Linked DNA regions of Homo sapiens: region 2 is linked to region 1. A link is a contact called in ENCODE Hi-C or POLR2A ChIA-PET data. All regions are on one chromosome and are shown on one strand. The core of a region is the stretch at or near the end of the contact, and the rest is flanking DNA. Distances in the headings are between cores, read along the strand shown.

Evidence for each region. A loop is a pair of places that touch in the nucleus more often than their neighbours do. ChIA-PET counts read pairs that join two places held with the same protein, here RNA polymerase II (POLR2A). Pooled maps may share reads with other maps.
Region 2: a map of CD4-positive, alpha-beta T cell shows a loop between it and region 1 (2.1-fold over the local background). The contact joins the promoter of TEFM here to the promoter of GOSR1 in region 1. A Hi-C loop is called at or near these places in 2 of 168 maps with a recorded cell type or tissue (CD4-positive, alpha-beta T cell and naive thymus-derived CD4-positive, alpha-beta T cell) and 11 of 50 pooled maps. POLR2A ChIA-PET finds 5 or more read pairs at or near these places in 1 of 52 experiments (PC-9).

What each region holds. Positions count from the first base shown.
Region 1 is chr17:30,475,599-30,479,475 of GRCh38, reverse strand. GOSR1 (golgi SNAP receptor complex member 1) reads right to left here and starts at 2,068. Exons shown (of 9, transcript NM_001007025.2): 1 at 2,012-2,068. The coding sequence starts at 2,042. RefSeq lists enhancers at 1,805-2,024, 2,175-2,324.
Region 2 is chr17:30,904,536-30,908,412 of GRCh38, reverse strand. TEFM (transcription elongation factor, mitochondrial) reads left to right here and starts at 2,175. Exons shown (of 4, transcript NM_024683.4): 1 at 2,175-2,245. The coding sequence starts at 2,215. RefSeq lists enhancers at 637-1,437, 1,416-1,685.

The DNA.
Region 1 (3,877 bases), core at 819-3,318:
AAACTAACAATAAACAATGTGCTACTAACAAGGTCGAATATGAGTATGATAGAAATAAGTACATAAGTTTTAATAGCAGAAGCAAACAGGCAAGTAGAGAAATTGGTTTAGCAGTCTGGCATCTAAGGGTTGCGTGACAGAAGCCACAGTCTGGACACCCACACACAGATACGAGTATTCTCATTCATGGTGAAGTGAAGGTTAAAATAAAAGGGCAGAAGTACCAGAGGTAATGGTATAAGAATCTCTCTTTCAAAAAGAATACAAAACATTATTTCAATATGCTTTTCAACCAGAAATAGAAAGCGTAGTTAACATAGTGGAGCATATTTGCCCAGAGACCAAATGCCAGTTCGAATCTCGGCACAGCCACTTACTGACTCTATGATTTATCAACAATCTACTTAACCTATGAACTTCAGCTTCTTGTTTTTTAAACCCCTACCTTCAGGGTTTGCTTATGTATTGGTAATCATATGCTTACAGCAGCTGGCACAGAGTAGGTTGTCAGTAATGAGCCGCTGTAATATTATAGCATGCTGCTTCAAAAAACCACAGGCTAATGACTAGTAATAAAGATATCAGTAGCCTCTTCTACATAATTTTAAAATGTTTTCTAGCGGCCAGGCGCGGTGGGTCACACCTGTAATCCCAGCACTTTGGGAGGCAGAGGCGGGCGGATCACGAGGTCAGGAGATCAAGAACATCCTGGCCAACATGGTGAAACCCCGTCTCTACTAAAAATACAAAAATTAGCCAGGCGTGGTGGCATGCATCTGTAGTCCCAGCTACTAAGGAGGCTGAGACAGGAGAATCGCTTGAACGCAGGAGGCGGAGGCTGCAGTGAGCCGAGATCGATAGCGCCACCGCACTCCAGCCTGGGCGACATAGCGAGTCTCCAAAAAAAAAAAAAAAAAAGTTTTCTAGCTGGTACACACATTTCAAATGGGCATTGTAATACATGTTTTAAACTATAAGCACGCTTTTCTGTGATTGGAATAATTGTCTTCTCTAGTAGGAAACATAAGTAAAAGCATTTTGAAAGTATGATAGGCAAATCTGGATAAATTTAGAATTGAGTTTCTTAGACCAAGGGGCTGATAGTGACAATACTGTGGTTTCTAGAGGCTTCAGTGTATAGCAATAAAAACAGGTCAAAGGAATTTGGAAAGTAGTTTCTATGCGGCTGTAAAGCAAAGAGACAGTTGGGAGAAAAAGGTGAGCTTTCTCTGCTCTTGTTGATCATCATAATCCACGAATGAGTTTTATGTAAGCTCACTTTATCCGACTATAGTTTCAGGAATTAAACAAATGCATTTGTCAAATCACAGGAAGGTTTTTTTGGTGGGAGAAGTATAGCAAATGTAACTGCAATTCACACAGGTTCTCTCAACTTTTTCAATAAAACCGATTCTAGACTCTAGAGCAGAAGGGTAAGTTATTTTCTCCTCCTTCAAACACCCAGTCCTGGAAGTCCCCAACCTGTAGTTGTCATGGAGACCCAATAAGAGACATTCTGTCTCCTATTCTCTTCATACTTCCTCCGACGGACCGGAATGCAAGTTCCTCCTTCTCTTTTCCCACTCAGTTTTCCAATAGTGACCTCAGCTCCAATGCGCTGACTCCTCCAGTCTCCGGGGCTCTGGATCTTCTCCCTCAACATTCGTTTCCTCTCAGAGTTCGTACCCCAAGCCCCTTCGTCCGAGTTCCATTACTCCCTCAACACAATTCTACCCAGGCGATTGAGAGCCCTCTTCCTCTACATCCCCGCTCTGTCCACTCTGCCCAACCCCTGCCCCACGTCCCGCTCACACGCCCCGGCCAGGCCAGACCCCTACCCCAGACCGTTCGGTATCCCCAAGGCCCCGGGGATCCCACTTAGGCAAGCCCCGCTGCTCAGCTCGGCCGCTCCGGGAGTCTGGTTCTTTCCTGTGCTGCTTCTCCCAAGATCTGTCCTCACTCAGCCCCTCTCACCCTCGTAGGACGCACCCGGAGGCCTTCTCGCCCTCACCTTCCCAGTAACTGCTGGTCCCTGCCGCCATCTTTGTCGTCCAACGTCAGCCGGGATAGGGGAGCAGAGGCGATGCAGGCCGGAAAGTCACCATGGTGCGTGTTTCCGCCTTGAGAGCCAGGGCCGACGGGATGCGAGCCTCCGCGGACACTGCCACCTGCTGATCAATTCGTTATCTTACAGCTTTTAAGTAGCGAGAGAGAAAAAACTTCGGCTTTAGCTCCTGTCTTTCATTCCCGCTTTCTGCGCCCCAAACCATCATCATCTCCCTCATCTCGGCTTATCCTTTCTCTCAGCAGGTGCCTACTTGACTGGGAGGAGAATCATCCTCAGGCAACTCCCTCAATTTCCCTCACCTTGTCTCTAATTTGTATCTTCAGCCAATTTCTTCCTTTCTCAGACATAGAGACCCTTTCTTCCCAGAGCCATTTCCTTCATCCTACCTCCCCGCCTGTGCTCCATCATCCACGTTCTTTGGCGTATGCGCTCTTCTCCACTGGCTGCTTTCCTTGTCTACAGCAGTTCTAGTCCCAGCCCTCTTTGTCCTTGTCAGCCGCCACATCTAGAAAGAGTGAGCTAACTGCTTCTACATGCTCTCGGCCTGAGCCCTCAACCTGATAAAATCTGCTGTCCAAACCCACACTTTATAGATACATAAATTATCACAGTCTACCGGTGCTGACTTAATTCTAGTGAAGTGTAGAAACCTTAATTCCTGTAAAGTTCTTTCCCCCACTCATTTATAATATAGTTGTTTTTAAGTATTTCCTCTGCATTCATTGAGGAGAACCACATCAGTGTTACAATATTTGCTTCAAGGGTCAGGCATAAGTTAGAGAATTCAAGAGAAGAGGAAAGCTTACTTGATTTATGCATATTTTACTCTTCTTCGTTCCTAGTGTCCCAAGATTCCTTTTTCTAATCGTTTCCTTTCTGTTTCAAGAATTTCCCTCAGCCATTTTTTTTTTAAAGAGTAGATCAGCTGGTGACAAATTCTATTAGTTTTTCTTCATCTGAGAATGTCTTGATTTCCCTTCATTCTTGGGGGATCGGATATTGTTGCCAGATATACAATCTGAAGTTGACAATTTCTTTCTTCAGCACTTGAAAAATGTGCCAATTCCTTCTGGCCTCCATAGTTTCAGATAAGAAATTGACTAAAATTGGAATTGTTTTTCCACTGTAGCTAAAATACATTTTCTCTCTCACTGCTTTCAAGAACTGTTCTTTAGTTTTCAGAAGTTATGATGTGCCTTGGTGTAGATTTCTTTGGATTTATCCTGTTTGGGATATCCTCAGCTTCTTGATTCTGACATTTATGTCTTCTGCCAAATTTGGGGGATTCTCAACCATTGTTTCTTCCAATACTTTTTCTGTCTCATACTGTTTCTCTTCTTTTTCTGGGAGTCTGATGACGTGAATGCTAGATCTTGTGTTAATGTCCCACATAGCTCTGAAGTTATGCTAATTTTTTTTCAGTCTATTTTCCATCATTCGGATTTGGTACTATCTACTATTCTGTCTTCAGATTTGCTGACAGAAAGTATGTCTTTCCTCTGTTCCCTCCATTCTGCTGTTGAGCCTATTCGTTGAGTTCATGTCAATTATTGCATTTTTCGTATCTAAAACTTCTGTTCAGTTCCTCATTATATCTTCTGTTTCTTTGCTGAGACTCGTTTTATCATTTGTTCTAAGTTTGTTTGTAATTGCTCACTAAAGTATTTTTATTAGAGCTGCTTTAAAGTCCTCATCAGATAATTCCAACATCTGTGTCATCTTGATGTTGGGGTCTGTTGTCTTTTTTTCACTCAAGTCGAAGTTCTCTGGGCTATTGGAATGACAATTTTTATAAATTGTATCCTGATG
Region 2 (3,877 bases), core at 926-3,425, 430 kb before region 1:
TTTTTGAGACAGAGTCTCGCTCTGTCGCCCAGGCTGGAGTGCAGTGGTGCCATCTCAGCTCGCTGCAAGCTCTGCCTCCCGGGTTCACGCCATTCTCCTACCTCAGCCTCCTGAGTAGCTGGGACTACAGGCGCCCGCCACCACGCCCGGCTAATTTTTTGTATTTTTTAGTAGAGACGGGGTTTCACCGTGTTATCCAGGATGGTCTCGATCTCCTGACCTCGTAATCCCCCCTCCTCGGCCTCCCAAAGCGCTGGGATTACAGGCGTGAGCCACCGTGCCGGCCTTCCTGTCCTCATTTTAATTAGTTACATCTACAATGACCTTATTTGGAAATAATAAGGTACTGGGGGTTAGGACTTCAACAAATCTGTTTTGAGGGATGCAATTCAATCATAACATCTCAGTAAACTGAATAAGCCCTACAGTTGAGGAAATTATTTCCTCCTGATTTGGAGGATTTTGCAGAAAAAAGTTGATGTTATTTCTTGTTAGATTCCTAAGTTCCCCAGAAACTGCCAAGGTTTCTAGACTTCCTATGAGCAATTTTTTTTCTTTTTTTGAGACAAGGTCTGGCTCTGTCCCCCACGCTGGAGTGTGGTGACACGATCTCCACTCACTGCAACCTCTACCTCCCGGGCTCAGGTGATTCTCCCACCTCAGCCTCCTGAGTAGCTGGGATAACAGGCGTGCTCCACCACACCCGGCTAATTTTTTCGTAGAGACGGGGTTTCGCCATGTTGCCCAGGGTGGTCTGGAACTCAAGAGCTCAAGCGATCCGCCCGTCTCGGCCTCCCAAAGTGCTGGAATTACACTTTGGGAGCCACTGCTCCCGACCAGCACATTTTATTAATACTTATGATTCCCCTACATCCCCACTGCCTTCCAGACACAAACAATCAACCCATTGCTGCCTCATAAAAACGCAAACTCATCACCTTTCCCTCCCTCCTGAATTCCCCGTTTTTCACAAAACTGGCTCCCCATCTTCCAGAAATAATTCTTTTCTTTCCACTCTCCTTACATCTCCTAGGTTCAATTCCTTACGGTTGGCCAGGCGCAGTGGCCCACGCCTGTAATCCCAGCACTTTGGGAGGCCGAGTCGGGCGGATCACCTGAGGTCAGGAGTTCGAGACCAGCCTGGCCAACATGGTGACACCTGTCTCTACTAAAAATACAAAAATTAGCCGGGCGTAGTGGCGCTCGCCTGTAATCTCAGCTACTCGGGAGGCTGAGGCACGAGAATCACTTGAAATCGGGAGGCGGAGTTTGCAGTGAGTCCAGATCGCACCACTGCACTCCAACCTGGGCGACAGAGCAAGACTGTTAAAAAAAAAATTCCTTACGCTTGCCTCTCACCTGGGAAGATACACTCTCTTCGCGACTTCTCATTGCTCCCAGGCTCTTCACCTGCAATCCAGCCTCACATTCGCTATACAGTATATGGCCAATTTTCTAGGAACACTCTCCAGTCTGACTGCAAATCATAAACCTCGGGGACTTCAGGCTTCCTATCTGGTGGAGTATTCAACTGCTCCACCCATTATTCAAGGACCAACTAAATTCGGCGCTACATTCATCTCCCTTTATCCCTTCTAAGAGGAATACCGCTCCAGCGCCAACGCAATCTCCTCCTCCCTCGCCTTTACCTAATCCCTTGCCTGCCCTGTTTCCCCGCTGAGCTCCTCAAACACTTCGCATCTCTCCCCGTTATTCCAGTCTACCTGGTGAAAAGGTTATTTGAGGACCTTGTCTACGCTGCCCCTACCTGATCCCGCTCCCGGCGCCACAGGCTGGGCCCCAACAGGAGCTCCTCAATCTAAGTGTCTAGGAGAAACCCAGGGAGTCTCCACGAAGGAGGCACTTTACCCACTACAGACTAAAACTGGCCTCGGAATCGCCTTCCTGGAGATTCGGCCCAGCGGCTCTCAGGAGTCGGTAGGGGCAAGAACGTTTCCCCGGTGCAGTGGAAGAAGACTGCGGGCCAGCCAGGGACTCGGGATCCGGGGACAGGGCCTCGGCAGGCGCCCGCCTGGAAGCCCGCAGCCCAGACGCGGACGACCCACTGCTCAGCGGGACACACCTCGGGCCTTGCCCCGGAACGCCGCTTGGACAACAACCTTTCCGCCGAGTGCAGGCCGAGCGCTTTTGGGCGCAGCACGCAGGAACCGGAAGTCAATGGAGGAAGACTGGACCTACTGATTCAACTTGGAGATGAGCGGGTCTGTCCTCTTCACGGCGGGAGGTAGGGTGCTTGGAACACTGGGGTGATTTCCCGTCTGTCATTAGCCTCTGACCCTAGAGGCTAATGGAATACGGCGGGAGGTAGGGTGCTTGGAACACTGGGGTGATTTCCCGTCTGTCATTAGCCTCTGACCCTAGAGGCTAATGGAATACGGCTGGAGGTATTCTGGAGGAACCTGGAGTGTTTCCTTCCTCATGTCCCTCATGTCCTAGAGTGTTTCCTTCCTCATGTCCCTTGTTCAGGCCCCTCTCTTGGGGCCCCAGCCTAGCTGACGGGGCAGTTTTCGGAACATTTGTGCTTCCCCGGCCTCAGGGTCCACGGGTGGCTCCTCAGAGTGGGCGGATGGTTCACATTCTCACAGCCGCTTGCTTACCTCTGGCCACATTACTTTCCTGTGGCTGCGATGTTAGAGTGACTTCCCACTGGTTTTACAAAGTTATGCATTGTATGGTGTTTCTCATACTTGCAAAAACGTCATGTAGAAGTCTTGAAAAGTGTACGGAAGAAAGTAAAACTGCCCTTAAATCTATCACTTAGCTGAAACATTTCTTATAAACGTACAAAATTTAATTTTATTTAGTTCCACCAGATGAGATACTAAAATGTGAAAATGGAAGTGAAGACAAAACCCTTTTTTTTTTTTTTTTGAGACGGAGTTTCGCTCTTGTTGCCGAGACTGGAGTGCAATGGTGCGATCTCGGCTCACCGCAACCTCCGCCTTCCGGGCTCAAGCGATTCTCCTGCCTCAGCCTCCCGAGTAGCTGGGATTACAGGCATGTGCCACCACGCCCGGCTAATTTTGTATTATTAGTAGAGACAGGGTTTCTCCATGTTGGTCAGGCTGGTCTCGAACTCCCGACCTCAGGTGATCCGCCCACCTCGGCCTCCCAAAGTGCTGGGATTATAAGCGTGAGTCACCGCGCCCGGCCTAAGACAAACCTTAACAGGAAATATTAGTTACAAAAAGATTCCTCTAAATTAAAAATATCAGAAACTTTAAGCAGTTGGAATAATTATTTCAACTACTTGCTTCCTGATGGGTATAAAATACAATTTTCTAGGTAGTAAAACTTCGGACTGATCCATAAATATCGGGAGACATCTCTCGTGACTTGAAAACAACAAAAGCTCTATTTAAAACTCTATATAATATAGTTTAAAAACTAATCCTCTTTTAAAGATGATTCTCGGGCCGGGCACAGTGGCTCACGCCTGTAATCCCAGCACTTTGGGAGGCTGAGGTGGGCGGATCACGAGGTCAGGAGATGGAGACCATCCTGGCTAACACTGTGAAACCCCGTCTCTACTAAATATACAAAAAATTAGCCGGGCGTGGTGGCAGGCGCCTGTAGTCCCAGCCACCTGGGAGGCTGAGGCAGGAGAATGGCGTGAACCTGGGAGGCGGAGCTTGCAGTGAGCCGAGATCGGCCACTGCACTCCAGCCTGGGCAACAGAGCAAGACTCCGTCTCAAAAAAAAAAAAAAAAGATGATTCTCCAAGACAATTTAATATTGTCCTCTATTAGTTCTTAAATTCCAGGAAAGTATTTGTGACTTTGCAAAGGATCTAGTCAAGCTTGCAACTAACCCCAAAGGAAGTAGGACATCCAACTTATATTTTGCTAAATTTTCC